Regions from separate parts of the Homo sapiens genome. Here region 2 is linked to region 1. A link is a loop called in an ENCODE intact Hi-C map of the cell type or tissue named here. Cell type or tissue: Calu3. All regions are shown on one strand. Each heading gives the region's core, and the rest is flanking DNA. Links, peaks and the distances in the headings are about the cores only. Region 1 overlaps GDA (guanine deaminase). Region 2 holds the start of GDA (guanine deaminase).

Evidence for each region. A loop is a pair of places that touch in the nucleus more often than their neighbours do. Peaks named below come from ENCODE experiments on the same cell type or tissue, not always from the same donor. Only the 100,000 strongest peaks of a DNase experiment are listed, where the experiment ranks them.
Region 2: it touches region 1 in a loop (3-fold over the local background); 2 of 110 quality-filtered maps call a loop at or near these places.

The regions. Positions count from the first base shown.
Region 1 is chr9:72,209,528-72,225,560 of GRCh38, reverse strand. GDA (guanine deaminase) reads right to left here. Exons shown (of 14, transcript NM_004293.5): 4 at 14,787-14,874; 5 at 11,570-11,675; 6 at 6,055-6,082; 7 at 2,334-2,441. Among named protein-coding and RNA genes, the nearest start is that of GDA, 68 kb to the right of the region's middle. In Calu3, for the core only: no CTCF peak of the experiment used is centred there; no DNase peak of the experiment used is centred there.
Region 2 is chr9:72,134,358-72,150,390 of GRCh38, reverse strand. It overlaps GDA (guanine deaminase), which reads right to left and starts at 951. Exons shown (of 14, transcript NM_004293.5): 1 at 709-951. The coding sequence starts at 831. RefSeq lists enhancers at 251-750, 751-1,252, 2,961-4,160. In Calu3, for the core only: no CTCF peak of the experiment used is centred there; a DNase peak (open chromatin) is centred at 9,590.

The sequences.
Region 1 (16,033 bases), core at 3,219-11,218:
GAAAGGCAATGAAGATTACACATGCATTTTGTTAGAAACAATTATATTCATCATAGATAATATAATGTATATGACAAAGAAACTGAATATTATGAACATGTAGTGTGTGTGTGTGGATGTGGGTGTGGGTGTGTATGTGTATGTATAATATCAAGACAAATTTTTCCAACAAAGTCTTTTCAAATTCTGACCTCCAGCTGGAACAAATATGAAGTCCTCCTTGAAGATAGTCAGGACCCTAGCAACCTGCCTCTTCTGGTGCTGGCCTTTCTTTTGTTTTGAGATAGGGTCTGGCTCTGTCGCCCAGGCTGGAGTGTAGTGGCACAATCTCCACTCACTGCAACCTCTGCCTCCCAGGTTCAAGTGAGTCTCCTGTCTTAGCCTCCTGAGTAGCTGGGATTACAGGCATGTGTCACCATGCCTGGCTAATTTTGTATATTTAGTAGAGATGGGGTTTCACCATGTTGGCCAGGCTGGTCTCAAACTCCTGACCTCAAGTAATCTGCCGGGCTCAGCCTCTCAAAGTGCTGGGATTACAGGCGTGAGCCACCGTGACTGGCCATACTGGCCGTTTAAGAAAAGAGCTCAGTGTTCATAAAAAAGCAGACAGTGGGGTTCACTTATATGAACACTGGAATTTGAGTAAAGAGAGCTGGGTTTGGCCCAAGTTCTGACAGCTATGTGTCCTAGAGAAAGTCATTCTTTTCTTTGGACAGCAATTTTCCCATCTTTCAAAAAAAAAAAAAAAAAAGGGTTGGGCTAGATGAGTGATTTTCCAAATTCTCTCGGCACTGAATATATTATTCATATAAAAATTCACAGAAACCCAATATATAGAAGGCATAAAAGCACTGCCCCTCCGGATGCAGCAGGATTGAGACTCTGGGACCCTGTCTCCATTCTGTGCCCTTTGTTAGTTTCCAGAATGAGTTCTCCAAAAAAGAGTTTGAAAATAGCTGAGCTAGAAAATTCCACGGTCATCAAGAAACAGCCCATAAGAATCCACATGCAAGCAAAACAATAAGTCCTATGCCCCCACACTGAAAAAGGCCCCTAAGACCTTTCTCTAGGGCACCACAAAATCTAAGAGGGCATAATTAATACTTCCAAGAATGGCAATGCCATTTAGAATATGCGTAGCTAAATTTTTAAAAGAAAAAAATAGCAATGTTCTGAAAACACGTGTTTTACTCAGACAATGAACTCCATCCCTGGCCTTGAGGAAGTCCCAGACCACCGATGAAATGCATGGACAGCAACAGAAGAAAGGACAATCTGATGATTCGAGTCATTTGGATAAATGTGAGTAAATGTGCATACATCCACATGCATCTCTCTAGCAAGGATAAACTTGATTTTGTTGTGTGTTCTTCTCATCTTATTTTTCATGTATTTTTAAATGTTCATGTGTATTTTATTTTGTCGGCGACAGAAGCATTTTGTTTGCAAAGCAGAAACATCAGGTAAGTTTTGAATTTTATCTCCAGCAGAGAAATGTGTGGGACTGAATTAAAAATTCAAAAATTATAGGCTGCAAATAATAATAACAATAATAGGGAAGGTGAGAGCGGTTAATGGTTCCTAAGAAAATAGATTTGGGAAACAAAAACCAAAAAAACACTGATTTACAAATGGTAAAGAATCAATGTGTTGTCTCTGCCCTGATCTGACCTTTCTTATAAGACCGTCAACTCCTAAGAGGAGAAATTTTAGTACAGTATGTAATTAAGCTTGGATGGGAGAAGGGGAACTCTCAATTTTAACCCAGATATAAGCTTTAAAAAAGTGTTTTATTCCTAAATTGCAACAATTTAATGACAAAGCAAGGTATACTTTTTTGTTCTGATTTTAAATTAAGAAACTCAGAACAAAAGGGATTTTAAATGCTATTTTGTAAGGTGGAAATTAGGCTCTTTTTGCTTTTCAAATAATAGCTGGTTTCTCTAAGAATGAAGGTACAGAACACACTGAGAAAGTATCAAGTGAAAGAGAAGTAGGAAATAAATGCATTAAATGTATCCTACAGAGAACAGATCACAGTCTGTTATTGATCTTGCCACTACTTAAAACGATTTTCTTGTCTTTAGAAGACTGATCAGAAAACATTGAGGGTATAAGGAACTTCAGGTTTCTTATCTGCAAAATGAAAGAATTGGATTAGGTGATATCTACAGGGGTCCTTTCTCTCCTGTTATGCTGTGACTCTAGGATATCTCAGTTGAAGAAACAGATTACTCAGTAAAACAACTACAGATTATTGGAAATGATGATTTAAGGGTGCTGAGAAATCTTGCAGGTCTGCATAGAGGCATAAAGAGAAGAAGAATACCCACCTGAATGTGCAAATCACGGGTTTTAGCAATGTTGCCCAGTTCACCCATCAAAGTCTCAGAGCAGGAGAGGGAAAAACGTGGTGTCACTATGGGCTTCACTCTAGAATACTGGAGATAATTAAAAACAATTGATACCTCTTCCTTACATCATATACAAAAATTAACTCAAGATGGATTAAAGACATAAATGTAAAACCGAAAACTATAAAAACCCTGGAAGGGCCAGGTGTGGTGGCTCACACCTGTAATCCCAGCACTTTGAGAGGCCAAGGCAGGTGGATCACCTGAGGGCCGGGAGTTCGAGACCAGCCTGACCAACATGGAGAAACCCTGTCTCTGCTAAAAAATACAAAATTAGCTGGGCGTGGTGGCGCATGCCTGTAATCCCAGCTACTCGGGAGGCTGAGGCAAGGGAACTGCTTGAACCTAGGAGGCGGAGGTTGTGGTGAGCCGAGATCTCACCATTGCACTCCAGTCTAGACAACAAAAGAGAAACTCAGTCTCAAAAAAAAACAAAAAACCAACCAAACAACAACAAAAAAACAACCTTGGAAGACAACCTAGGCAATACCATTCAGGACATAGGCATGGGAAAAGATTTCATGACAAAGACACCAGAAGCAATTGCAACAAAAGTAAAAATTGATAAATGGGATGTAATTAAACTAAAGAGCTTCTGCACAGCAAGTGAAACCACCAACAGAGTAAACAGACAACCAACAGAATGGGAGAAAGTTTCTGCAAACTATGCATCTGACAAAAGTCTAATATCCAGCATCTATAAGGAACTTAGACAAATTTATAAGAAAAAAACAACCCAATTAAAAAGTGGGCAAAGCACATGAACAGACACTTTTCACTGTTTTACATATGATTGATGCAGCCAACAATCACATGAAAAAAAAGCTCAACATCACTGATCATTAGAGAAATACAAATCAAAACTGTAATAAGATACCATCTCATACCAGTCAGAATGGATATTATTAAAAAGTCAGAAAAATAGCAGATACTGGTGAGGTTGTGGAGAAAAAGAAATGCTTATAGACTGTTGGTAAGAGTGTAAATTACTTCAACCATTGTGAAAGACAATGTGGTGATTCTGCAAATACCTAGAGACAGAAATACCATTTGACTCAACAATCCCATTACAGGGTATATACCAAAAGGAAATAAATCATTCTGTTATAAAGACACATGCACACATACACTCACTGTAGCACTATTCACAATAGCAAAGGCATGGAATCAACCTAAATGCCCATCAATGATAGACTGGATAAAGAAAATGTGGTACATATACACCATGGAATACTATGCAGCCATAAAAAGAGAATGAGATCATGCCATTTGCAGGGACATGGATGAAGCTGAAGGCCATTATTCTTAGCAAACTAACGCAGGAAGGGAAAGTCAAATATTGCATGTTCTCACTTATAAGTAGGAGCTAACTGATGAGAACACATGGACCCATAGAGGGGAACAACAAACACTGGGGCCTATCGGCAGGTAGAGGATGGAAGGAGGGAGAGCATCAGGAAAAATAACTAATGGGTAGTAGGCTTAATACCTGGGTGATGAAATAATCTGCACAACAAACCCCTATGACACACATTTACTTGTGTAAACAAACCTGCATATGTACCCCTGAACTTAAAAGTTTTTTCAAAAAAAGGAAACTATGGATATCATGAATGTGAAGGGTACCCCAAAATGCATATCATACAGCAAGATGATTTTGTGTCTTCATTTTGGGGAGCAGTCCTCCATTCTAACAGTCGGTGGAAGTACGGGGTTTCATGAAAACAGCTCAAAGTGGAGAATAAAGGAGGGTATCTTCTTCAGCACCCAAGTTCAACAAAAGATCCTATCCCAAATGACAGATGCTCCTCTGCCACCACATTAAGGCTCTGATGAAGGCTAGACTGGGTAGCCTTTATGAAGAAAAGTGGAGGCTGAAGTTTTAAAAGAGTGCTGGGGAGACTAAAAGTGAGGTGATAGCCGATTCCATTTTGGGAATACATCTTGTCCAGGTGTGCTGGTTACAGCCTTCCTGAGCACTATTCAGTTGTAGGATTGGCTCTGGTGGCACCTGAGGTGAGTGGCCAGGCAGGAGAGAAGGACTCATAGAGGGGTAGTGAGGATAAGGATCTACAAAGTTTCATCTAAATCTCCCAAAGTTAGATGGAAAGAAATTTTGAGATTTCTTATGATTTCCTATCAGGCCCCAAAAGATGATCAGGGAAGGGTCAGGCTTGCCAGTCTAAGAGATTGCTTGACAGAGCCACATGCCAGCCTGTTAGGGGTGGAGGCAGGAAACAGCATTGTCTCCACAGGCTCACCAACACCAGGGGACCACAATAGGGGGTGCCTGCTGCATGCCTGCAGGCCATGTGAGGTGTCACACACATAGGGACCAAGACAGCCAGTGGCAGGGGCATAGGACTAGACACTGCCTGTGTTACAGAGCAGACCAAGGGCACAAGTGGCCAGAGCCAATGTTGAGGTGGCCACCAAGCAGTCCCCAACTTCCAGGTGCCACCAGTCAGCCCACGCCCATCAAGCCCTGTCCCTGCTTGCCAGAAACCAATCCTGTGAAATCAGAAGATCCCAGAGGGGGGTAAGGAAAACCACTGAGGAAGAAAAACCTACCCTGAGACGGTAACTCTAACCTGAGCAGTGACTGAGATTGTCCTAATAAAAATTGGATCAACTAAAAGCTTAGTGAACTTAAGACGAAGTTTACCTGCCTGACGAAATTTAGTTTTTCTGTTGCATGTAGGCATGGGGTTTGGGAGCCAAGAAAAGTACACACAATTTTAAGAATAAAGCAAGTTTGATGTTTGTACATATGTGAACGATATCTAAACAAATCCACTAAAATCATTAATATTTCATTATTTCAAAATGTATTTAAAACAAAACACAGAGGGCTAGGTACAGAGCTGCCCCCAAGAAAGCAAAAAATGCCTGACCTCTGTTTCTATAAGTTTGACTTTTTTTAGATTTCACAAATAAGTGAGATCATGCAGTATTGTCTTTCTGGGGCTGGCTTATTTCACTTATTGTAATGGGCTGTAGGTTCATCCACATTGTCACAAATGGCATGATTTCCTTCCTTTTTATGGTTGAATAATATTCCATTGTGTTTGTATATAGACATATACACTGCATTTTCTTTATTTGTCTGTCTACAGACACTTAAGTTGTTTCCATATCTTGGCTATTCTGAATGATACTGCAATGAATATAGAAGTGCAGATATCTTTTCAAGATGCTTATTTTGCATCTTTTGGATATACACCCAAAAGTGGGATTGCTGGCTTATGTGGGGAGATGATGGTCAAAGGGTACAAATTTTCAGTTATAACATGAACAAGTTCTGAGGATCTAGTGTACAGCGTGTGTGGGAATAGATGTGTTAACAAATTTGATTCTAATAATCAATAAACAATGTATAAATATATCAAATCATCACATTGTACACCTTGAGTGGATTCAATTTTTGTCAATTAAATATTTTAAGATAATTTTTTAAAAATGTCTGACTTCACTGAGCTGACAGTGACAGTCCACAGTGACACATCAGGCTCTAGGTAAATACTTCTACATGCATGAGATAAGCCAGTCGTACACAGACTAATCACTATCAAGCAACTTTATGAATCCTACAGCTAATGCAAAGGCAATCTAAAAGCGAGCTCTGAACAAAGTTACTCACGTTCTTTTGGAGCATTTCTGACACAAATCTGAAATAAAGCAACAAATGGGTTAGAAAACTTGAGCATTTTCTTTTTTTCTTTTCTTTATTATTATTTTTTTCTTCAGACAGAGTCTGGCTCTGTCGCCCAGGCTGGAGTGAAGTGGTGCGATCTCGGCTCACTGCAAGCTCCGCCTCCCGGGTTCACGCCGTTCTCCTGCCTCAGCCTCCCGAGTAGCTGGGACTACAGGCACCCGCCACCACGTCCAGCTAATTTTTGTATTTTTAGTAGAGACGGGGTTTCAGCGTGTTAGCCAGGATGGTCTTGATCTCCTGACCTGGTGATCCGCCCTCCTCGGCTTCCCAAAGTGCTGGGATTACAGGCGTGAACCACCGCGACCGGCCGACCATTTTCAAATAAACATTTTAAAAAGATAAAAACATGATTCTTACATATCCTGATTTTCATGCAAACATTTCTAATGCTGCACATGTTCCACCACCACTAATTAAAGATTAACAAGTAGTAATTACTCTGCTTTTTTACTTGCAGCCAGAGATGGAGTGCAAAATCACAGGGAAACGTAATGTTATCATCTAGCATCGGTCGGGCTGTTCTCAAATATTCCCACAGCACTCAAGCTGTTCTACTAGCTCAAGCTCCGTTTGGAGAAATGTTGCAATATATTATGCTCTACGGTTGTTAGAGTCATGAAGTCCTATGCACTTGGAGGCTTTTAGAAGCCATGAAGCTCTTTACTTCGAATTCTCCTAAAGTGGAAGCTACTTGTTCCCACAACATCACCATTTATTTACAAGGGTAGAGTTCTCTTGGGGATGAACCTTGGAGTAAAGCAGAAGGAAAAGGCGAGAGTTGGTTGTGAGGTGCATGGGGAATGGGATGGTAGTGATCCCACCAGTTTATGCCTGCAGGGATGGTGGCAACTGTAAAGACTATGAAATGGCTCTTTCTGCCCTCCCTAGGCAGCTGTAGTTTTCTGCCTTCTGGCATTCCTTTGTTTCAGAACAAAATGAGAATTAAGGTTTACTATCACCACAAAAATGGATTAATAGATAAGCTGGGATAGGCTGATGCTAAAGGAAGGCGGGTACTTCCTCCTCTCTGTGAGCATGTAAGCAGCCCCTCTGCTCCCTTTTCAGAGGACACTTTTAAGGGGAAAGGGGTCTGGGGAACAGAAAAAAAGCTGAACTTCTAAAACCTGCATCAGAATATGTTTGGTCTTGGCAAAGATTTGTATCTAAAGCATTTTCTTCTGTATCTCTTAGATGTTGAACAGAATAAAATTACATTTTGGCCAGGTGCAGTGGCTCACGCCTGTAATCTCAGCACTTTGGGAGGCTGAAGCAGGCGGCTCACTTGAGGTCAGGAGTTCAAGATCAGCCTGGCCAATGTAGCAAAACCTCATCTCTACTAAAAACATAAAAATTAGCTGGGCATGGTGGCAGGGGCCTGTAATCCGAGCTACTAGGGAGGCTGAGATATGATAATTGTTTAAACCCGGGAGTGGGAGGCTGCAGTGAGCTGAGACCGTGCCACTGCACTCCAGCCTGGGCTACAGAAGAAGACTCCATCTAAAAAAAAAATAAAAAATAGAAAATAAAAATAAATAAATAAACCAATACAATTTCTTGTCAAATCCTTAAGGTACTATAGAAATGCCATTTTAAAATATAAGAAAAGTATTTATATGGTCAGTAGAATCTCCCAATGTTGTATGAAAAAGAACATAATGAAAATTCATAATCTCAAGCCATAGTATGACCCACAACCAAAAGTAATTTAATGAGCAGGCCATATGTACTTAAAAGCAAATCCAATCTACAGGAGAAGCCCTGGTCTATAATAAAGGGTAGGGAGAGGGTAAATGATTTACTTCATTTTACAAGAGGATTTACCCTAGGACTCCTATAGCAAGTTCCTGCAGGCTTTAAATATAATTTGTTACACAAAAATAATATTGACATTCAAGTTGGACAAACCCACACAGTGACCTTGGCAAATAGGAAGAATGCCTCAGTGCATTAATCATCTTTCAACTTTAATTCGACGCAGTGTGTTAATACATCTTGAGCTTCTCAGGCGTTTTTTGGTTTTGGCTTCAACAATGTGTGATTAAGGGAGAAAAGTGAGGGGAAGAATGCTAGAAGCATCAAGAGAAGCACTACTGTACCACAGGAGAAAATCACAGAGAGCTGGAGTCTCTGCAAATATGCTCACAGCTATTTATTCTGTACAAAATCTTCCTTTTAAAAAAATCTAATCACTTTCTACTCAACTCTTATCTAAAGTGGATGTGAACTAGAAAACACAAATGTACATGAACACAATCTCACCCACATACTGCTATTTTTAAAAACTATTTATATTGAAGTATAATTTACATACCATAAAATTCACCTGATTTAAGTGCACAAATCCATGATTTTTAGTAGATTTATTGCGTTTTACAACCACCATCATAACCTAGTTTTTGAACATTCTCATCACCCCAGTTAGATTCCTTGGGCCCATTTAGTTAATAGCTATTCCTGGGCCGGGCACGGTGGCTCACACCTGTAATCCCAGCACTTTGGGAGGCTGAGGTGGGTGGATCACGAGGTCAGGAGATCGAGAGCATCCTGGCTAACACAGTGAAACCCTGTCTCTACTAAAAATACAAAAAATTAGCTGGGCGTGGTGGCGGGCGCCTGTAGTCGCAGCTACTTGGGAGGCTGAGGCAGGAGAATGGCATGAACCTGTGAGGCAGAGCTTGCAGTGAGCCAAGAATGTGCCACTGCACTCCAGCCTGGGCAACAAAGCAAGATTCCGTCTCAAAAAAAAAAAAAATAGTTTTTCCTACTTCCAGCCCCAGGCAATCGCTGGTGTTCTGTCTCCATGAATTTGCATTTTCTATACATTTCATATCAATTAAATCATACAATGTGTGGCCTTTTGTGTTTGGTTTCTTTGTCTTAGCACAGTGTTTTTAAAAACCATCCATGTTGTAGTATGTATCAGTGCTTCATTCCTTTTTATGGCTGAATAATATTCCATTGTATACCACATTTTGTTTATCCATTCACCAGTTATGAACATTTTGGTTGTTTCCACTATTTGGTGCAGGACAAGTTCTCATATGGCCTTGGTGACCCAGTTTTTCCCCTTTTCTTACTTGTAGTTATCAGAATAACTGTAGAATGTGCTGGAAATGCAACCACCCTGAGATATGGAGAAACTGGTCAGAACAGCCTGGGTTCTGTTCCCATTTCTCCTAGAACAGGATGTTCTGCAATGTTTTAGCTCAGTGAGACCAGTTTCATCTGGGTATAAAACCACAGGTAGAGCATGCTCACAGGGTCCCTCAGCTATGATGTGATGTGGGGCATGCACATATGAGACTCTTGGGCAACTTTCCTGAGCCGTGGAGGATCAGTTCACCAAGGCTTCTATTGTCCCTTGCTACCTATCTGTGCATAATAAACTTGCTTTGCTTAACTTGTTGTATAAGTGTGCTGTCTCACCAGATTCATGCAAGTGGTGTGCAGTATTGGTGAGGTGTTTAGAGTCCTCCCCTGGGATTGATACCTATGTGCAGTGAACCTGCTCTGCATTTGTCTTCTATAAATGATGTCACTATGAACATTTACCTGCAAGTCTTTACGTGGAAACATGTTTTCATTTTCCTTGCACATCTTTACTTTTTATGATTCTATCTGCATATGGTATCCTATTCTTTGAGGTGGAAATCTTTCCAAAGTAGGCTGTCCACAATCTTTGGGAATCCAGCTCAATGTCCAGCAGCAGCAGAGTGGGCCTTGGTCCCTCCCATGGTCTCTCTCTAGCCTGTGTCACCACATAACATCCTCAGAGCTTTTATTACAGGTAGTAGAGTGAGGCCCTATTCCCTAGGAGCACAGATGTAGAACCAAAGCAGAAAAAGGAACCACATCTTCCCTCCTGTATGCCTGCATTTCAGCTTGCAGAGATGTTCTTTCAGGTCACCTTTGTGGAGAGGGGATATTCTAGATCCCTATATTAGCCTGTTATGGCCATTACAGCATACATCCAGAACAACTTTCCTGTTCCCAAGGTAGGACGAAATAGTAGTGAAGGATGCATATACCACCTTGAGAAAACAATAAAAGATACCCTATTATGGTAACTTTTGGTGGTTTCATTACAAAAAAAAATTCTTCTTTATACCTTTTTGTGTTTCTCTAAGTTCTGGACCATGGAAACACATATTACTTTGGTATCTTTTAAAAAAATCCTTTTGTAGTGAAAGTCTTTCATTAACCTGTAACTATAACTCATTTTTCCTAACTTCTTGTATACTATTTTATTTCACAAATAATTATTCACTTCCATCATCATTTTTAAATTAACACATGCCATAGCAAGTATTCTTGCATACCCTCTGTTTCTCTCTCTTTTATTCTCTTTACTTACATTGAATATGAGGTGTGATCTATATCATGAGAGAAAGAACTTTGAGCCGGGCACAGTGGCTCATGCCTGTAATCCCAGTGCTTTGGGTGGCCAAGGCAGGTGGATCACCTGAGGTCAGGAGTTCAAGACCAGCCTGGCCAACCTGGTGAAACCACGTCTCTACTAAAAATACAAAAATTAGCTGGGTGTGGTGGCACGTGCCTGTAATCCCAGCTACTCGGGAGGCTGAGGCAGGAGAATCTCTTGAACACAGGAGGTGGAGGTTTCAGTGAGCTGAGATCGCGCCATTGCACTCCAGCCTGGGTGACAGAGTGACAGTCTGTCTCAAAAAAAGAAAAGAAAAGAAAAAAAAAAAAGAACTTTGAATTTAGAGTCATAGACCCTGGTTTTGAATTCTGGCTCCACTACTTAAAAGCTGTATGACTGTGAGCAAGCCTCTTAGCCTATGTCAGACTCAGCTTCCTTATCATAAAAGACAGATGTGGGCTGGGCGTGGTGGCTCACGCCTGTAATCTCAGCACTTTGGGAGGCCGAGGCGGGCAGATCACGAGGTCAGGAGTTCGAGACCAGCCCAGCCAACATAGTGAAACCCCGTCTCTACTAAAAATACAAAAATTAGCTGAGTGTGGTGGCATGCACCTATAGTCCCAGCTACTCAGGAGGCTGAGGTGGAAGAATCGCTTGAACCCAGGAGGCAGAGGTTGCAGTGAGCTGAAGGTTGCAGTGAGCTGAGACCACGCCATTGCACTCCAGCCTGGATGACAGAGTGAGACTCCGTCTCAAAAAAAAAAAATAAAAATAAATAAAAAATAAATAAAAAGACAGATGCTTCATGGAGATTTCTATGAGGATCAAGTGTGGCACTACAAAGGAAAGCTCTTTGTAAATCATTAATGATTATCGAGTGTTTGATCAAATTCACTGTAGACTAACCGACCCATTGCATTAAACAGAACATTCTGAGTCACTATGTGCACATCCCAACTGGGTGATAACAGTATCCTGTTTCCTTTTTCCATCTCTAACTCCATCAGTGCAGCACAGGAATTCACCTGTAAGACAAATCAAGACAAATGGGCCTTTTACCTCTCAGTTTCCTTGATCGATTCCTCAGTGGTCTCCTTGTATTCTGGAAAAGTGTCATTCAAATCCATGCAAACTTTGCCCACAAATGCCCGCTGTCCAAATTTATCTGTAAAGTATACACAAAAAGAATATGAAGGCATGTTTGTTTCTGAAACAGTACTTTTTCTTTTTCTTTTTTTTTTTTTTTTTGAGACGGAGTCCCGCTGTTTAGCCCAGGCCAGATTGCAGTGGCGCAATCTCGGCTCACTGCAAGCTCCGCCTCCCAGGTTCATGCCATTCTCCTGCCTCAGCCTCCCGAGTAGCTGGGACTACAGGCGCCCGCCACCGCGCCCGGCTAATTTTTTGTATTTTTAGTAGAGACGGGGTTTCACCGTGTTAGCCAAGATGGTCTCGATCTCCTGACCTTGTGATCCGCCCGCCTCGGCCTCCCAAAGTGCTGGGATTACAGGCGTGAGCCACCGCGCCCGGCCAAAACAGTACTTTTTCTAAGCTTTCAACAGTAATTTTTAAATTAAAATCATATATGGAAAACATAAATGAAAATGTAAAAGATCATCCACCATCACACCACTTAAGAACAAGAACCACCACAAATTCCCTACTATATTCAGTAAACAGTAAAAGTTTTTCTATTCATCACTTTAACCCACTACCTCCCCCATCCCCATTCTCAGGCTGTCAGGTGGGTTTTTTGGTTTTTTTGTTTGTTTGTTTGTTTTGTTTTTGAGACGGAGTCTCACTCTGTCACCAGCCTGGAGTGCAGTGGCGTGATCTGGGCTCACTGCAACCTCCAACTCCCTGGTTCAAGTGATTCTCCTGCTTCAGCCTCCTGAGTAGCTTGGATTACAGGCACGCACCACTGTGCCCAGCTAATTTTTGTATTTTTAGTAGAGACAGTGTTTCACCATGTTGGCCAGGATGGTTCGATCTCCTGACCTTGTGATCTGCCTGCCTGGGCCTCCCAAAGTGCTGGGATTGCAGGCGTGAGCCACTGTGCTTGGCTGGGTGTTTTTAAGTTATTATTCAGTTTTTCCCTTTGCTTATCCAGTGTGTCTATATTTTCATTAAATATGTAACTATCTTTGCTCTCATTTTATCACATGGTAAAGGAGCAAACAGTCTCAGGTCCTAAAGAAAGACTCTCTTAGTCATTGGCATACCTACACTCAGCTTCTTCTACCCCAACTTACAATCTCCCTCCTGTCTCCTACTCTACCACCATCCCTTGGATCTCTCTCTCTCCCTCTCTCTATCATGGTCCTCTTCTAGACAAAACACAGAATGGCTGAGGGATAAGAACATGAGCACTGGAATTGGAAAGATTTGGACTGATTCCTTATTCCTCTGATTACTCCAGGTGGTGGATATTATTTGGTTAAGGTCTAAACCTATATATGTACAGTGTTCTCTGCTATGTGTAGGGTTGTGAGGAATACATGCAATAATATATATAAGGTGTCAGGCATGTGGTTATCTAGGCAACATACTGCTACTATTCTTTTTTTTTTTTAAGGTGGCGTCTCACTCTGTCGCCCAGGCTGGAGTGCAGTGGCACAATCTCAGCTCACTGAAAGCTCTGCCTCCTGGGTTCACGTCATTCTCCTGCCTCAGCCTCCTGAGTAGCTGGGACTACAGGCGCCCACCACTACGCTTGGTTAATTTTTTGTATTTTTAGTAGAGACAGGGTTTCACCATGTTAGCCAGGATGGTCTCAATCTCCCGACCTCATGATCCGCCCGCCTCGGCCTCCGAAAGTGCCAGGATTACAGGCATTAACCACCGCGCCTGGCCATACTATTCTTAACTGAAACAATGCCAATATTATCTGTGAGGAATTTTACGCAGTCTTACTAGCAGCTCTCAGCACTAGAACCTAGTCCTCATCAAAGGTGCTGGAAGAATTCTATTTCAGCAAGAAAGCTGAGGCTATATGGGACAATGGTAATTGTTTTTACAGTGTCTCCATCTCTGTCATAAGAGATTTTTAAAAACCTTTCTGCCTCTCTCCTTCCCCTGTAATTCATTTAGATAACTGGCCATTAGATTAATCTTCCTTAAAATACCACTTTCATCACATCACTCACACCTGGACTCAGAACCTTTTTTGAGTCTTTGGTGCATATTTGAGCTCTTCTACAATGTGAACCCTCCCATCTGCCTACCCTCTTCTCCCACTGCCCCCAGGCGATGAATCCACTCCTCTAGTTAAACTACTGTGGTCCCTGCATCCACTATTGACACTCCTGTTCCCATACCTGTGTCCTTCCCCTATCTAGAAGACAGTTTGTCCTCTCCTCATCTTGTCTTTACTTCAAAGCCCAGTTTAAAGGACCCTTTCATAAAGCCTTCCCAGATGTCGTAGTTCTGGGTTCTCTTTGCCTTCTCTGAAGACTGTAGTATCTATTTTCAGAGTCACCCATTAGGTCAGGTCTTTTGCATAAGCAAACAGTGGCATCAGTGTATCAGCCAACAGTATTTACTGAGCACCTGCTATGTGCCAGGTACTGTGCTGGGTACAAGTTTTGGAATCATCAACCCGAATCCAGAATCAGCTCTTCTTACTAGCTGTGCAACCCTGGGCATGTTACTTATCCTCTCTGAGCGTCAGTCTAACCATCTGTAACATGAGGACATCAGTAACCACTTCAGAAGGCTGTTTGCTGCTGAACTAATTCTTCCAGAGTGCTTTGCACAATGCTAGACGTCTAGTAACAGCACCATAGTTGTTACTAAGGTTAGTGATCAATGGTGTAGGTATTCTGTCTGGCTTCTCAAGGGCAGAGACTATTTTTTATCTCATTGCGTTTCCAGCATCTAGCACAGTGCCCTGACTCTAGCCAATAGCCACCATGTATCTGCTGATATAAGAAACTATTACCACAACTAGAATTAGTAAAGTTTCCCTAAAAAGCCCTAAATTAATACACAAAATTCAGACTCATATATATCATTCTGTAACCAAAAATTGTAAGTAAATAATCAGAGTACTTAGAAAATAGAAAACACTCTATGATACAGTTTTCTATTTTCTAAGTACTTTAGAAAATTTCCTAAGGGCCACAGTGACATATAGACACGTAATTACTTGCAAAAAATGTAATGCTCATGTTCTAGCAATTAAAAGGCAGGTCTGCCCAAAAGTACATATAAGTTGTTTGCCACGATGGTCTGGCTGTCTTTGCTTGAGGTGCCCATAAATCATGCTTCATTTGCTCACCTGTAATGTCGGCAAGGAGCAGAGATGAGTCAGTGTGAATTGTTGCAAAGTAACAAGCTGTGGTTGTTCCATTCTTTAGTGTTCTCCTCTAAAAATAAATCACAAAAACCGCGAATCACGTGTGCTCAGAAAAGTCACATGGTACATCCAGAGGAAAACAGAATTTTAGTTTTTAATTTTAAAATGTTTTTATTTAAAGGTATGCCATCTTGATGTAGAGTACAGTTAGGTAAATGGCAAAAGGTATTTATATTCCAAAAGTTAGCTGGAGGAGAAGCTGATACTTCTGATTTTTTCTCGATTCACACAGTTCTGTGCTTCAGAATTCATTAAAATGTGATACTAATGAATTCCTTCTTTCTTAGGATTGTTTAAGGATATCCAAATTTTATTGCATCTGGGAGTACATAAATAAGTTTTTCTTCTACTACAGAATAAAAATATTCAGCCAGACTTTAGCTCAACCTGGAAGGTTAATCACATATATCTATCTCCTTTCCTTCGCAAACTACAACAAACATGACAGTAAAGGAGTACAAACGTTATTAACCCACAAGAAGAACATGAGAGGAGAGACATGAGCAGAGAAAACATTTCAATATCTTCTTGGAAGACAAAAAACATGGACGAGAACCTGGAAGCAACTTGGAAAGAAGGAGAGAAGTGTGTGGGTTTTAGCAGGGGACTGGCTGGAAGTCTATGCAGGTATGATTAAACCCTGGCAGGAACCTTGTTGAAATCAGCCAACCACCCTTAACTTCTTCCTTATAAGAGAGATTTACTCTTTATAGAACCTGGATAGTATTTAGAGGGTACAAGCTCCAAAAGAGAAGGTAAAGCAGAGGTTTAAGTGAAAATCTGGCTGACCTCAAGGGCACTCAGTCATTTTCCCCAGAATACCACGTGTACTACTCCCACAACTCCTGGCAGGGGACTAAACGATTATTTTCTAGAGAAAATGAATGGCTCTAAAAGAAAGATGTCTTCACAGTGACGTTTGGGACCCAAATTCACTGCCTTCACTACTCATCCTATAATGAAGTTACCATCAACAAGTGATACCTCCACCCAGAAATTCCAGTCAGCACCTTATAGCATCACAGTATGAATGTATGTCCAGGGTTTGATAGGCATTGGAGGGAATCTATTATCAAAAAGATAAGGAGGGGGAGAAAGAATCTGGAAAAAATCTTAGAGGAAACATAATCTATAAGGTCAGAAAAAAGCTCAGTTAAAAAAAACAACTA
Region 2 (16,033 bases), core at 5,006-13,005, 77 kb after region 1:
TGGAACTGCTTGCTTTGATGCAAATGGCTATGGTGTGTGTGTGTGTGTGCGTGCGTGTGTGTGTGTGTGTGTACGCGTGTGTGTATAAGAGAGAGAGAGGAAGGAAAAGAGATGGATGAATTATTTCTTTCGGACCATCCCTTCTAGTATTACAAGTTGTGGAACCTTCATCGTTAGTATATTATCTCTGTTGAATGATAGGGTGAATGTAATCAGTTCTATTTATTCTATGTTCTGGACACGCTAAACAACATCAATCAAATGACCCCCTCCTCTTATTTCTTTCACAATAAATTCAACCACATTTATGGAGAGCCTCCTGTGCCAGGCACAGTGCTAGGTGTTGGAAACAAAGATGATTTAAGCAAGATTGAAGATTATTGCCGGTATCTTAGGATTGGAACGGGGGGCGGGGGAGCGGGGGGTGACATCCTTGCTCCCGGCTCTACCGCAGCCCGGACTGCTGTCGAGCCAGTTGTGGCGTTAGCACGCCACTGCTCCCGACTTCTGGGAACTCCCCAGCCAGCCCACGAACCTAGCGCCAGGGTTCTCTCTGCGTTGCCCAAGAGCCAAAGACTCAAGTTCAACTCCGGAGCCGCGGCGCTCACTGCGCACCGAGCGAACCCCGGGCTACGCGAAGCACCGCGCCAGGTTCCTTGCACCTATCCTCCCGCCCGTCGGAGTGCGCTCGACCCCGCGCCTGCTTACTTTGCCGCTGTCGCTCACGCCGAGGAGGTGATCCCGCAGCACCTCCATGGGGCAGGTCCAGGTGGAGTGGACGAACGTCCCTCGGAAGATGTGCGCCAGGGGCGGCATCTGAGCGGCACACATGTCAGCGGCGGAGCGCAGCGCGGGTCTGCTGGTCGAGGAGGGCGCACGCGGCGGAGACGCAGCGGGACTCTCTGCAGCTGCGGGCGGCTGCCGGGCGGACACAGGCTCCGGCCTTGTCCTGCCCCCGCTTACCCGGGCGGTTGCCGGTACCCTGCAGGCCGCGCCCAGGGGCTGGCTCCCTACCTCCTCAATGCCAATAGGATTTTTCTCCCGCGAGTTGGCTCCGCGCTCCCGTGGGGTGTGGTCTTTCTCTCCACCCTTGCGTTAGTTTTGGTTGTGTTAACTCTTTGAGTTATCAAGATCAACCACAGCTGAGGCTCAGAAGATCAGCTTCCTCCACCTTCTATGAGTTGTGTCAGCCTGGCTCCTCTGACCCTTCAACTCCTAGGATCACTTACTTCTTCAACCTGTAGCACTCAGGTCCTGTACTTGCATTAGTTCAGGCACAGGTGAAAGGTCAGCTGGGGCTGCCTACCTTATGACCAGTTTCATTTTTAGTTTATGTAGACTGCAGAATTAGTATTGGTCCTCACCTGGAAGGTTCTGGAAGCATGTCTTACCGAACATCTCTGGGGACCCCTAAACTGGGTGTCATTGTGGACGCCAAGGTTCCTCTCTTCACCTTGAGGCTAATGTTTTTGGTTCTTGTGTTTGTCCGCAAACAATTCCAATACCAATTTTTCTCGTGTAAAATGAATGAATCTCTTTTATTTACTTCCAGTTGTACAAAGGGAGAAAATTAAGTTCTCAAGTCAAATAGGCAGCAATGGTACCATGGGTGCTGAATTGGGAATCAAGAGACTGTGGACAAGACACGTGGGCCTCAGTGTGCTTATCATCCCCACTTATGAAAATGGAGCTTGGACTGGGTCATAACTAGGGTCAGCGTTCCCACCCTACACAATGACCACAGGGTCCTTCACTAAGTTCCTCCATGAAACCCAGCTGGCTTCCATTCAGGGCCCTCTAACGTGCTGTTCCTTCTGCCCCTAATCCCTCTTGTGGCGCTTTACTTGGCAGCTCTTCTCACCACTGATTTGTCTCAAATGTCAGGCTCTTCGGAGTCACCTTTCCTGACCACCAAGTGGCACCGGACTCCCAGCAGTTTCTACTCCACTAATCCATCTTGTTTCTGCCATTGCATTTATTGTGTCCATTCTTCTTTATTTTGTGTTTTTTAGTTTACTCCTGTTTCCCTCTCACCAATACACACACACACACACACACACACACACACACACACACACACATACACACACCAATAACAGAAGCACCACAGGAGCAGGGAATGTGTCTTATGCCTAGAACAATGCCGGTGTTCCATACATGTTTATTGAATAAATGAATGGATGGTTTTTCTGTGAGCAGAGCCATAACCTGAGACAAATAACTATTTTGACAACTACATAAAGGGTGAGGGTTTCATTGCAGTGTGTGAGCAGTTTTTCTCTGAATTGCTGCTTTTAAGACACAGGGCTGGCTTATAGAAATGATTCGTTCCCTTCTCAGTTCCTTCAGCTCCCCCATAACCAATGTCTAAGGTGACCAACAAATCCTGGTTTACCAGGCACTTTCCTGGTTTTAGCACTGAAAGGCCGTTCAGGAAAACCGTCAGAACCATGCACACAGATGGTTGATCACCCTACCAGGGATCCAGAATTAGGAATCTCTGCAGCTGAGGTCATTACACTTGTCCCTGCTCCTTGTCACTTTCTCCTGATTCTGCCAACTGCACTCCCTCCTGGCAGTACCGACAGCCAGCACACTGAAAACATTCCCTTGTATACACAAAAACCTCAGACAGAAAGGTGAAGAAAATGGCTTTTGAGATAGGATTCAATCAGATGTTTCCAACAGATGTATTACTTTCCTAAAACAGATACGGTTAATAATTTTTTTGATGATTAGGTTTTAATGAAAACCTAAATGTCAAAAAAAAAAAATAGAGACTAGTTTTATGAACTAGAATATATCTACTTGATAGAACATTATACAGTTATTAAAAACAACAGGAGAAATATATAGCCACAATGTTAAGCTTTCAAAAATGGCTTCTGGCTGGGCACGATGGCTCACGCCTGTAATCCCAACACTTTGGGAGGCCGAGGCGGGTGGATCACGAGGTCGAGATTGAGACTATCCTGGCCAACATGGTGAAACCCCATCTCTACTAAAAATACAAAAATTAGCTGGGTGTGGTGATGCGTGCCTGTAGTCCCAGCTACTCAGGAGGGTGAGGCAGGAAAATTGCTTGAACCCCGGAGGCGGAGGTTGCAGTGAGCTGAGATCACGCCACTGCATTCCAGCCTGGTGACAGACCAAGACTCGGTCTCAAAAAAACAAAACAAAACAAACAAACAAAAAACAGCTTCTATGCTACGATGAAAACCATGAAAAGCTATAAGCATATTTGCTGGAATTGAAAAGGTACATCAAACAATGTGTGTTGTTCTGTTGAGATAATGGAATTGCTAGGTAGAGAATTTTGTTTTGATTTTTTTAATGTTGTTACTATGTGGTTTATAGGATGAATAATCATTATGATGCTTTTAAAGAAATTAATCGTCTTAAGCAGAAGGATTGGCCATGAACCTCCAGGTGACATGGCATTAGTGCTCCTCAGGTAAATTTTAGCTCTTTTGAGCAATGCATAGTTCCACTTCCATTCCCAGTCAAGTTGTAGGTACCTGGGCCCAGGATCCAGAAGCCCTGGGTGCTATACTGCCAGGCAGCATGGCTCAGCCACATGCCAGAAGTCTTGGCTTCCCAGCCAGGCATGGTGGCTCATGACTGTAATCCCAGCACTTTGGGAGGCTGAGGAGGGCGGATCACTTGAGGTGAGGAGTTCGAGACCAGCCTAGTCAACATGGTGAAACCCCGTCTCTACCAAAAATATAAAAAATTATCCAAGTGTGGTGGCGCACACCTGTAGTCCCAGCTACTAGGGAGGCTGAAGCAGGAGAATCGCTTGAACCCGGGAGGCAGAGATTGCAGTGAGCCAGGATTGAACCACTGCACTCCAGCGTGGGCAACAGGGTGAGACTCCACTCTCGGAGGTGGCAACTCCTTTAAATTGCTGGTCCTCCTGCAATTTTGACTCCCATTCTGGTATCCCCAGGGAAATATTCTCCTGGCTACAGAGGTTTGGAGGAAAGAGGGAGTACAGAGCTTTCATATTCACCCTCAAAATACAGCCCAAGCATCATTAGTGCTCCACCCCCACATATCACTTCCTTCAGAAAAAAAGAGCCCCGCCTTGGCATGGAATATTCCCTGGCTGCTTCTTCAGGCTTGGCTACCTCCACTCTCCCATATGCTATGAATCCGCTTTGCTCACACTCTTCTCTCTGCCTGTGGTGCCCTTTTACCACCTTACACCATGTCTGCCTCATTGTCCCACCCACTCCCCCAACCCCCAACCCCCCCTCACCTTTATCCAGGATATCTTTACATTTCTGCTCTAGAGTGTTAAGTGTTCCTCCCCTGAGTTTGTGGGTGTGCTGTAATTGTTCCATTACTCATCTATACCCCAAAGAAGATGTGTTTTTCTGAAGGACCATGTCCTCTTTCTTTCTGTGTATCCATCCCCTTAACACAGTCCCTGGTCACTAGGAGGTGCTCAATAGATTTATATGAATATTGAATTGCAGGAGATGGCTCTAGTGCCTATATTTTAGTCATAAAAATTAAGAGGCTATAGTGGGTGTCTGCTAATGGTGAACAATTCATTGGGACTAGAACTTAAGGATGAGTTTTATTTCATTTATTTAGTTTTCCAACATTTTATGAGAATGTTCAGACATAGAGAAAAATTTTAAAGCTTCATTTCTTACAATCTCAATTTTCTCTATTTCAGATGGAGCCAAGTAGCCCCCAAATTCCCCAACTACTGGGGTGGGATCATCGTGTTCTAAACCTCCAATTGCCTGAGGCCAAAACCTAGACCATAGCATGATTAGCTTTGACATTTTGCTCATCTCATGAATGTAATTATACCTGTAGCTTAGTCAGTCAGTCCTTTTTGCTAGATAGAACCTGACTGTTTGAAAAGGCTTTCTCCTCTATTATCTAATTTTGAGCCTCTCAACAACCCTATAAAATAGGAAGAGGATGTATTTTAAACATTCCACAGATGGGGAAACTGGGGTTCAGGGAGGTTGGCTTGCCTGTGCAGTTAATATAGGATGGACTTGGATCTTGAGTCCAGTTGTTCTCATACATTGTCTCATCACAGTAAACTCCCAGGAATTGTTCATTCAGTTTTGCCATGACTCACTTGGCCACTGCACTGTGGGCTGTCATCTACAACTTTCACATTGTACATGGTTTTCCAACAGTTGCTGGTGACACTCAGATCTAGCCTGCAGTAAAACTAAAGGGAATAATGGGCCTTGAGAAAAACAGGAATCCAATCAGCGTAGGTCAGTAGAATGGGCTATCGAAAATAACTCAGGTTTTCATGAGGTACAGAGAGTGCAGGGAAGCAGTTTAAATGAGAGGCCACTTTTCCTCTCTTATCTAGGAGAGAAGTTGTCATTGTACAGTGAAATAAATGCCTGCCTATTTTATTTATTCTTTTCATGTAGCTAAATCTATCAGTTTCCATGGTGCCCTGTGCTCACCATGGAAACTCTGACAAGCTTGTTATGCTTTAGAGAAAAAAAAAAAAAAGATACACCAAAAATTTGAGATGGGATAAATGCGTTCCTTTTAAAACTGTGTGTTCTTCTGAGTGGGAGGCCTTAATGGATAGCAAATCATAATGATCTCCATTTTCCAGTTCTTAGGTGAGAACCCAGGTTTGCCTATCCATAGAGGCAGCACCCTCGGCCCCCCAAAACTACTTTATCTGTATAGTGTAGTTATGCCAGTGAGTATCCCACCTCTGTATTTACTGACAATAGAGAGATGGCTCAATTCATATTTTGTCCATTTTTATGAGAATATAGTGCTAGTCCCTATAAATATTCTTTAACAGTTTGTTCACTTAACAAATATTTATTGGACATCTATATTATGATAGGCACCATGCTAAGCACTGTGGGTATGACTGTATGAAACAGATATTGTCTTACCTATATGGAACTAATATATTTTCTCTCTGCCACCTCTAGGAGTAGAAATTAATAGCTTTCATAGTATTACTGTAACATTTCCCTAGCATAATTAGTGAATGTCGTATTATTATATATACTACATGTCAAATCTTAAGTGATACGAATATAATACAAGGCACTTAACAATTGATGCTGAAGTGACACATTGATAACAATGCTCTAGTATGCTATTTGATATTACTTGTTTTAAAGAAGTCTATTGTTAATATTATTAGTATTTTGAGGTAGAGTCTCACTCTGTTGCCCAGGCTGGAGTGCATTGACACCATCTCAGCACACTGCAACCTCTGCCTCCCAGGCTCAAGGGATTCTTCTGCCTCAGCCTTCCCAGTAGCTGAGACTGCAGGCACCTGCTACCATACCCGGGTAATGTTTGTGTTTTTAGTAGAGATGGGGTTTCACCATGGTAACCAGGCTGGTCTCGAACTTCTGGCCTCAAGTGATCCATTCTCCTCAGCCTCCCAAAGTGCTGGGATTACAGACATGAGCCACTGCGTCTGGCCAGAAGTCTATTATTTTTAAATAGCTCCTATATTACTCTTGAAAAATCGGCATATGTTTATTTTATAAGATTTGAACATTTAAAAATACCGTATCTCACTATCCAGATATATTATCACCATTAGCACCCTTGTGGTTTGTTTAGAAAAGTTCAAATATAGAAAAGACAAAAGATAGTAGCCTAGAAGTTTGTAGATGAGAAAAGTAGGGAAGAGGAAAGCTACCTCTTCTTTTTAGAATAGCAATTAAGTTTGGAGAAATGCATACATTTTACCTGAATTTTATAGAAAAAGGGAAAACAGAACGAGAGGAATGAGTTGCAACTTGACTTAGGTTTTATGCCAGACAGGTGCAGGGAGATATTTTTCTGGCTGGAAGGTTTTAAGTAGTATGTAGGCAGCTGTTTCCATCACCTACTCATACTGCTGATCCCTCAAATCAGGTAGCACGTTAGTAAAATTTAGCTGATGCCGGCTTCCTACCATGACAGCAAGCTCAAAGCAAATATTCTTGGGCCGGGTGTGGTGGCTCATGCCTGTAATCACAGCACTTTGGGAGGCCTAGGCAGGTGTATCACCTGAGGTCAGGAGTTCGAGACCAGGCTGGCCAACATGGAGAAACCCTGTCTCTACTAAAAATACAAAATTAGCCGGGCATGGTGGTGCATGCCTGTAATCCCAGCTACTCGGGAGGCTGAGGCAGGAGAATCGCTTGAACCTGGGAGGCGGAGGTTGCAGTGAGCCGAGATCGCGCCATTGCACTCCAGCCTGGGCAACAAGAGGGAAAATCCACCTCAAAAAAAAAAAAAAAAAATTCTTGACCTGTGTTATTTTGTGTACATTTATGCTCCAACATGGATTATAAAGGTATTCTAGCCAGGTACAGTGGCTCATGCCTGTAATTCCAGCACTTTGGGAGGCCGAGGCAGGTGGATCATCTGAGGTCGGGAGTTCGAGACCAGCCTGACCAACATGGAGAAACCCTGTCTCTACTAAACATACAAAATTATGCAGGAGTGGTGGCACATGCCTGTAATCCCAGCTACTCAGGAAGGCTGAGGCAGGAGAATCGCTTGAACCCAGGAGGCAGAGGTTGCAGTGAGCCAAGATCGCGCCATTGCACTCCAGCCTGGGCAACAAGAGCAAAACTCCGTCTCAATAAATAAATAAATAAATAAAATAAAAGGTATTCCACTTTTACTATCAAGGGATAAGCAATACATACAATCAATATCTATAGGTTCCTATTCCAGCTCAGTCACAAGCCAATGATATCTTGGCAAAGTCATTCTACTTTGGGCCTTGGTTTCTTCATCTGCAAGATGAAAGGTCACCTGCTATCACTGGTTCCGTACTTCTTTTTTTTTTTTGAGATGGAGTCTTGCTCTGTTGCCCAGGCTGGAGTTCAGTGGCACGATCTCGGCTCACTGCAAGCTCTGCCTCCCGAGTTCACACCATTCTCCTGCCTCAGCCTCCCGAGTAGCTGGGACTACAGGTTCCCACCACCACACCTGGCTAACAGGATGGTCTCGATCTCCTGACCTCATGATCCGCCCACCTCAGCCTCCCAAAGTGCTAGGATTACAGGTATGAGCTACCGCACCCGGCCAGTTTCCATACTTCTTTATTCCCAAGGATTCATTTCCTTATTCCTGCTACTTACATACCTTAAGTTTTACATTGTATCAAGAAAACTAGTACAAGACAGAAACTCAATAAAAGCTGTTAAATGAAAGATTTCCCCACTTCTCATTCATCAAAGACCAAAATAACTACCAATCAGAACTTCTGATGAACATGAACTATCTAGCATGTCGAGTTCACATAATTCAAATCAAATGCAGGTCTAACATTTTACTTAGCCCATGCAACCTATCTCAAGTTGGACAAATTCTGTTAAACCTTTGTGAAAAGTTAGAGACTCAAGAAACAGCTTGAATTTGTTGAACAATCCTCCTAAGCATCCTGGGACTCCAAGTTGATCAATATTGAAGTAGAGTCGGGAAGCCACTGAAATGATTTCACACATTTTTGGGAGCTACTTTGCCACTTTTCTGCTTTGAGATAGAAGAATCTATACATCTCTAATGTGCCACATTGATAACTGAGACCTAGGGCATGAAATGAATCCTATTAGGCTCTCATTCTGGGGATCTCAGAGAAGGATTGGTTTTTCCCAAGGTTATTAATGTGCAGCTTAACTGGTTTGAGCTGACCGTGGATCTAAAGTGAAAAGACGCTTACCTCAGCTAACAATGCATGCTAGCCGAGGTGCTGAGAGTCATTGCATGCATGTTCCTAGACTCCATGTTCCTGGAAACCATAATGAGATTGGACTCCACTCTAGCAGAAAGCCAAACATTATCATCCCTACAGATGCTACACAATTAGTGCCTCTTTAGATAGGTGTAAATTTCATACAGAAAGTAAAAACCAACTGAAGCTCAAGTTAAATTGTCATAACAATGATTTTAAGGAAAAAAAAATTCTAAGGAATTCTCACAATATTATTTAAATAGGTAAAATTAAACTTATTTGAAAAACTATAAATGAGTGTCAAAACTTCCTTCCTTTGTGTATATTTCTAAAGGGATGATTTTTAATATTATATATAAATGAAATTTACCATTTATGTAACACTCTTCCATATAAAATGCAAAACCCACTAACTATAGTTGTGAGAAGAATCCAGCCCTAATAAGAAGGAAGAAACCATCTCTGAGAAGCAATTTTTGTTATTGCTTTTAGAAGTGTGGTTTGTGTTTTTGGAATTCTTTGTGGAATGGCATATAATAGGGAATCAGTAAATATTAATATTAGACAAATTAATGCTAAGTTATATATAATAAAACTCCAGTTCAGAATCACTCATTCTCCCCCATGGAGCATTAAAATTGCCATAGTGTCCATATTACCAAAATATGCTATGAAATGAAAAACATGTGATTGGGATTTGGAGCATGTGTAAGTTCAGACAAGGCTGAAAGTGACAGAAAACCTCAAGCGATCCTCCTGCCTCGACTTCCCAAAGCCCTGGGATTACAGGTGTAAGCTACTGTTTGGCCTGGAATGACTCTTCTCACTTTTATTTACAGACTTTGCTTCCCTTAGATCTCAGACTACAGACTACATGGATTCAGGTCAGAGGTGTGGTCACCATGACTTAGAAGAATGGCATTTAACATTTTGGTGCCGTGAGGTATGTACTTCCTTTTAGTTAATTACAGTCATTTCCAGATATGGGACATTTTGCTATACTTATTTCAATGGAGAAATATTTTAATGGCCCGGAACACATAATATGACAACATCAATTTTATCATTAATATGTATAATTTTTACCCATTCCTCATGTCATCCTAAGATTGATTACAAAATCAATCAAAAACCAGCTAAAACTCTGCAGTCTAAATGGGAATGGGAATATATTGTTTTGCATAACAACAACAACAATGAAAAATCTATGGTCACACTCTTTCTGGCAGCGCAGCTTTGTTGTAGGTTCAATCACTGTCTACAGCACCCAACTTCTCTCTCTGCCCTCTTTCCTCCTCTTTTCCCGCTCTTCCCTTCTCCTTCTCTCTTCCACACAGACTCCATTCTCTGACGTCTCCCTCCTCATGATCACAAGGTGATGACAACAGCTCTAGACTTTATACTCTCAAATTCAGGTGAAGAAAAAGCGAAGCGACCTTTCCCAAAAGTTTCAGAAAAATACAAAAACCAAACTCATCATCTTATTTGCCACAATAGGCTGATATGCCCAGCCCTAACAACAATAACAAAAGCATTATAGCCGGGGCAAGGTGACATGTGACACTCTGATCTGGGTCTCATGCCCCATCTGTTAGTTAAGGAGCAGGTAGGTGAGGAAGTACAGGCACTCAGGGTAGGGAACGCGGGGTTCCCTAGAGAACTTGGAATATAGTGTCCAGAAGAAGGTGAATGGGTGCTGGGCAGCAAAAACAGCAGGTTTTTATTAGGGTGTGGTAGGTACAGGCTTTTGATTAAAAGTTACCTACAACTAACTGATAGGCACAGATATAATTAGAAATATAACCCGCATAAATATTGATAAAATATAGTAGAATACATGATGTAAGTTAAATAGTTATTGCAAGATGCTTTCATTTTCCTCTCAAAACAAAACCTTATTTTGTGCCTCTTATGAGTAAGATGCTATGCATTGTGTAGGATATAAAACTGAGATTCCCTGCCCTCACACTAAGAATCACAGGAGGAAGGGTAAAAAGATGAAATGAATAATGGAGCATTTTTTTTTATTAGAGGCGAGGGTCTCCCTATACTGCATGCAATCTGGTCCCGAACTCTTGTCCTCAAGTGATCCTCCTGCCTCAACTTCCCAAAGCCCTGGGATTACAGGTGTAAGCTACTGCACTTGGCCTGGAATGACTCTTCCCATTTTTATTTAGAGACTTCTCTTCCCTTAGATCTCAGACTACAGACTACATGGATTCAGGTTAGAGGTGTGGTCACCATGACTTAGAAGAAAGGCATTTAACATTTTGGTGCCATAAGGAATGTACTTCCTTTTAGCTAATTACGGTCATTTCCCAGTATGGGACATTTTGATATATGTATTTCAATGGAGAAATATTTTAATGGCCCAGAACATATAATATAACAATGTCAATTTTATCATTAATGTGTATAATTTTTACCCATTCCTCATGTCATCCTAAAATTGATTACAAAATCCAGTAAAGCTGCATTTGACCAACTACACCAAAATGCTTGGTTCGAACAAGTCATATAAAAAAAGCCCTACTTTGATCATTTCTGTTCATCAAATTTTTACTTGCTAACCTTAAGGTAAAGTGCTTGAAAGAGGAATAGCAGCCCATGCCTTGTCCATATTTTTAGATATTCTTAGATGTGTTAGGATGATGGACTATGACCATAAAAACAATATAACACGAAATGCATGGAAAGATACAACGATACAGATGTTTCATAAATGCAATAAAAACTTAATTACATAAATTATTCTCTTTCCCTAGTCAATTAAATATGATTGATGTTGCTGTTGTCACTGTTGTTTAATGTGCTGTTACCAGTTCTCGCCTTTCCCCAATCTCTTACTTTCTCATTCATTTAGTCTATGAACATTTGTTGAGCGCCTTGTATATGCCAGGTATTCTGTTAAGCCCTAGAAATTGAAAGATTTTAAAAAGTCATGACTCTTATCCTTAAGAAGCTTATAAGATAATGGCAGAAACCGACAGGCACACATGTGGCTGTGATAAACTGTCTGCAGGTGTCTCTTCCCCCTTCAACTCCTGCATACTCCATCGACCCATCATGGGGCTCTGTGAGGAGCAGATCTGTCTCCTTTACTGCTATGGAAACAGCGTTTAATGCAGTACCTGGCATGCTGTAGACACTCAATAGATGATTGTTAGATGTGTTAAGTGCAACAGTAGAAGTATGCAAGAAATATTGATTCCTGCCTCATAAGAAGAGTAGATGCATACAGAGAAGTTGGTCTGGGGCAGTGATTTTCAACTAAGAGCGGTTCTGCTCCCTGAGAGAGCAGGAGCACCATCATCTTGGACAAACACCACCACTTTAAGTTCCAGCTCCCTTTCTAGCCTCATGCGTTTCAAGGCAATCACTTCTCTTCTAACTACAAGCCGCCAGAAAGAGCAGACAGTAAAACACAGATAAAACAGCTTGGGCACAGAGGGAGGTGGTGGGAAGTCTCTTGGGTAACTGCCAAACTTCACCCTCATACAATGGGCCCCAGTAAAACAGTGGTCCTTAATAAGCACATTCCTTCTCCTTCAGGTGCACTAAGATAGGGAAGCCAAAAGCAGACTCGGGGGTATGCCTGCAGCTGCAGACAGATGTATGGGAACAGATACACAACTCTCCCTCCCATATAAGCACAACAAAGAGACACAGAAGCAGTCTCAGCCTCTGATAAACTCTCCCACCCTGAATCCTTAAAAACTCAGTCTGTAAGAGAGTGTGGCGTTGACCTAACTCGGCCAGAAGCCTTTCTCAGGCTTGTTTAAAATAAACCTGTCTCTGTTGACTGTAGAGCCACCCTTCGTGTTTCTCTCCTCTTTATTTAATTCTTACACTCCCCAGGGAGCACTTGGCAATGTCTGAAAATAATTTTGGTTGTAACAGTTGAAGGTGGGGGGGTGGGTTATGACTGGCATCTAATAAGAAAAAAACAGGGATCTAAGATGTTTAGCAGCACAGCCTCCCACCACAAAGTTATTCAGTCCAAAATGTCAATAGTGCTGAGATTGAAAACCTTAGTGTGGGGTAAGATCCTCAGTTATAGGATCTTAAATGTTCAGTGATCTTTGAGCTTCTAGAAGCACCACAGAGTCTTAGAAAATTGTAGAGTTAAAAAGGATCTTAGGGCCAGGCACGGTGGCTCACGCTTGTAATCCCAGCACTTTGGAAGGCTGAGGCGGGCACATCACAAGGTCAGGAGATCGAGACCATCCTGGCTAACACAGTGAAACCCATCTCTACTAAAAATACAAAAAAATTAGCCGGGCGTGGTGGCAGGAGACTGTAGTCCCAGCTACTCGGGAGGCTGAGGCAGGAGAATGGTGTGAACCCGGGAGGTGGAGCTTGCAGTGAGCTGAGATGGCACCACTGCACTCCAGCCTGGGCAGACAGAGTGAGACTCCGTCTCAAAAAAAAAAAAAAAAAAAAAGAAAAAAAGAAAAGGATCCTAATTTTTTTTTTTTTTAATTTATTTATTTATTTTTTAATTTTTAAGGATCCTAAATTTTAAAGGATCTTAAATTTCACTCCAATTCCCCAATGAAATCATTTGTATTATTCTTGGAAGATGGTCTGCTATTAATTTTCAGAGGCAGAAAGTTTAGTTCTTTGAGTGATGATCATTTCCTTTGTTAGTTTTAATATTCATATGTATGTTTTTGTTGTTGTTGTTGTTGTTGTTTTCTTTTTGAGACGGAGTCTCACCCTGTCTGCCAAGGACCAAGGCTGGAGTGCAATGGCGCAATCTCCACTCACTGCAAGTTCCGCCTCCTGGGTTCACGCCATTCTCCTGCCTCAGCCTCCCGGGTAGCTGGGACTACAGGCACCTGCCACCATGCCCGGCTAATTTTTTGTATTTTTACTAGAGATGGGGTTTCACTGTGTTAGCCAGGATGGTGTCAATCTCCTGACCTCGTGATCCGCCCACCTCGGCCTACCAAAGTCCTGGGATTACAGGCATAAGCCACCGTGCCCAGCCTCATATGTATATTTTAATGAGCCAAAAGTTGCATTTGAAAATGTCACTGTTTGTGCTAGGTAGCACTTTCTGGGGCAAACAAGAATAAACCAGTATTCTCTCACATGTCAATCTTCCAGGATTTGAAAATGGTGGTGATTGCCCTAAGACTCTTTTTCCCCATCAGATTCATCATTCTACTATTTTTTAAGGCAATTTAGAAGAATAGTACAGTGTATACTAGAAAATATTCTATATGAACAACTGATAAAGTGTGAGATGACAGGTACTTCAGGACTGATCTCCCAGGCACTGCATTAAGCAATATTGAATTTCACATAATCACATAATGAGAACATTGTTTGCATTTGAATTTTTAATCCTTCTTAAATCTAGGACACAGGCTCAGTTTGGTATAAAAAATATTTAACATTTCTGTAGCCTTGTTAATTTATCTTTTTAAAAGAGACAAGAGACCTCAGAGTTAGAACTTTCTATAGGCCACAGTATCTAGCTAGAATTCAATAACATTATTTTGTTCATAATACATTTATGTTCATGGTTTTCTTCTATTTATAGTAAGAGTTGCTGGCCTTTTATAGATTTGGTATAGCTAGTTTCTTATTTATGGCTTTATGTAAAGTTTTCTACTTAAATAATTGAGTTTAAGTCTGAAAAATGGGATTTAAAGAAAAAAGTTAATTGCAATACAGATTTACAGATAGAACTAAATCAATGTAGGTGCCATTTGTAATACCCGAAGTTAGAGAAATAAATGTCAAACTATGGTCATAGAATCAAGCAGGCCCCGCGTGGTGGCTCATGCCTGTAATCCCAGCACTTTGGGAGGCCAAGGAGGGTCAATCACCTGACGTCAGGAGTTCAAGAGCAGCCCGGCCAACATGGTAAAACCCCGTCTCCACTGAAGACACGAAAATTAGCTAGGCATAGTGGGGGGTGCCTATAATCCCAGCTACCCAGGATGATCTTGATCTCCTGACCTCCTGATCTGCCCACCTCGGCCTCCCAAAGTGCTGGATTACAGGCGTGAGTCACCGCGCCAGGCCAACTATTCTTAAAGTCACAAGAGCTTGATCGAGGACAGAAATACTACTTTGTTCATACTTCTATCTCCAGTAAGCAGCACACCTTCCTCGTAATAGATGCCGTTAGGTGAAGATAGGAGAGGAAAGCGAATAAGAGCCTGGGATTTGGAATCAGACAAAGCTGAATTTGGGTCCTGGATCTGCTACTTATGACTATGTGATCTTGTCATGTGGCATCATCTTAAATCCCACTTTCTCAGCATGAGAATACAAATGGCTACTTTATTTCACTGTTAGAATTAAGTAAAATAGTACACATATAATTCTTGGCATAGTAGCTAGAATATAAAATGTGCTCAAAATATTATTGCTATTTTTTATTATTTGATCATGTGATTACTTTCGTTGACTGAAATTGAAAACGCACACACACACACACACACACACGTACGTAGGCCATGATGTTCAGAATCATACTTTAATTCATCTTTGGTTAAAAAAAAAAGTACTTATTTGTAAGAATGTAAAAATGAATTGATCTCGCCAATAAATAGCTAACTGTGGATATTGATGTAGAGAAAAAAATGAGTGGAGTAGGCTATATTTGGCTAACATTGTCTTCCCTGATCTATAGAACCTTGTGGTTCCACAGGAATATTGCACAACAGGGAAGTAACCAAGAAGAAACTGAAGAGTTAATTGCATATCATTGACCAATATGTCCAACCACTTCTTTTCCCAGTACCATGATTTGCCCAAAGGAGCTTGGTTGACTGGAGTCAGCTCTGTACTAACAGTTCCAGGACTGCCACCAGGCAAAATTGTCAAGTGGAAGCTCTTCTACTTCTTCATATGGCTCACAAGTATTAATTCAATTCTATGTACTCTTTTTTACCCAACTTCTTTCCCAATAAATTTTGAGGCAGAATCTGTGCAGGCTTACAACACCATAAAAAACAAGTGCCGGCCAGGTGCAGTGGCTCACGCCTGTAATCCCAGCACTTTGGGAGGCTGAGGCAGGTGGATCACCTGAGGTCAGGAGTTCCAGGCCAGCCTGACCAACATGGTGAAACCCCAATCTCTACTAAAAATAAAAAAAAATAGCTGGGCATGGTGGTGGGCGCCTGTAATCCCAGCTACTCATGTGGCTGGGGCAGGAGAATCTCTTGAACCCAGGAGGCAGAGGTTGCAGTGAGCCGAGATCACACCACTGCACTCCAGCCTGGGTGACAAGTGCAAAACTCTGTCTAAGAAAAAAAAAAAAAGTTGGCGGGGGAGGCCTTCCTGGAGCACAGTAGGTTTTATGGAGAG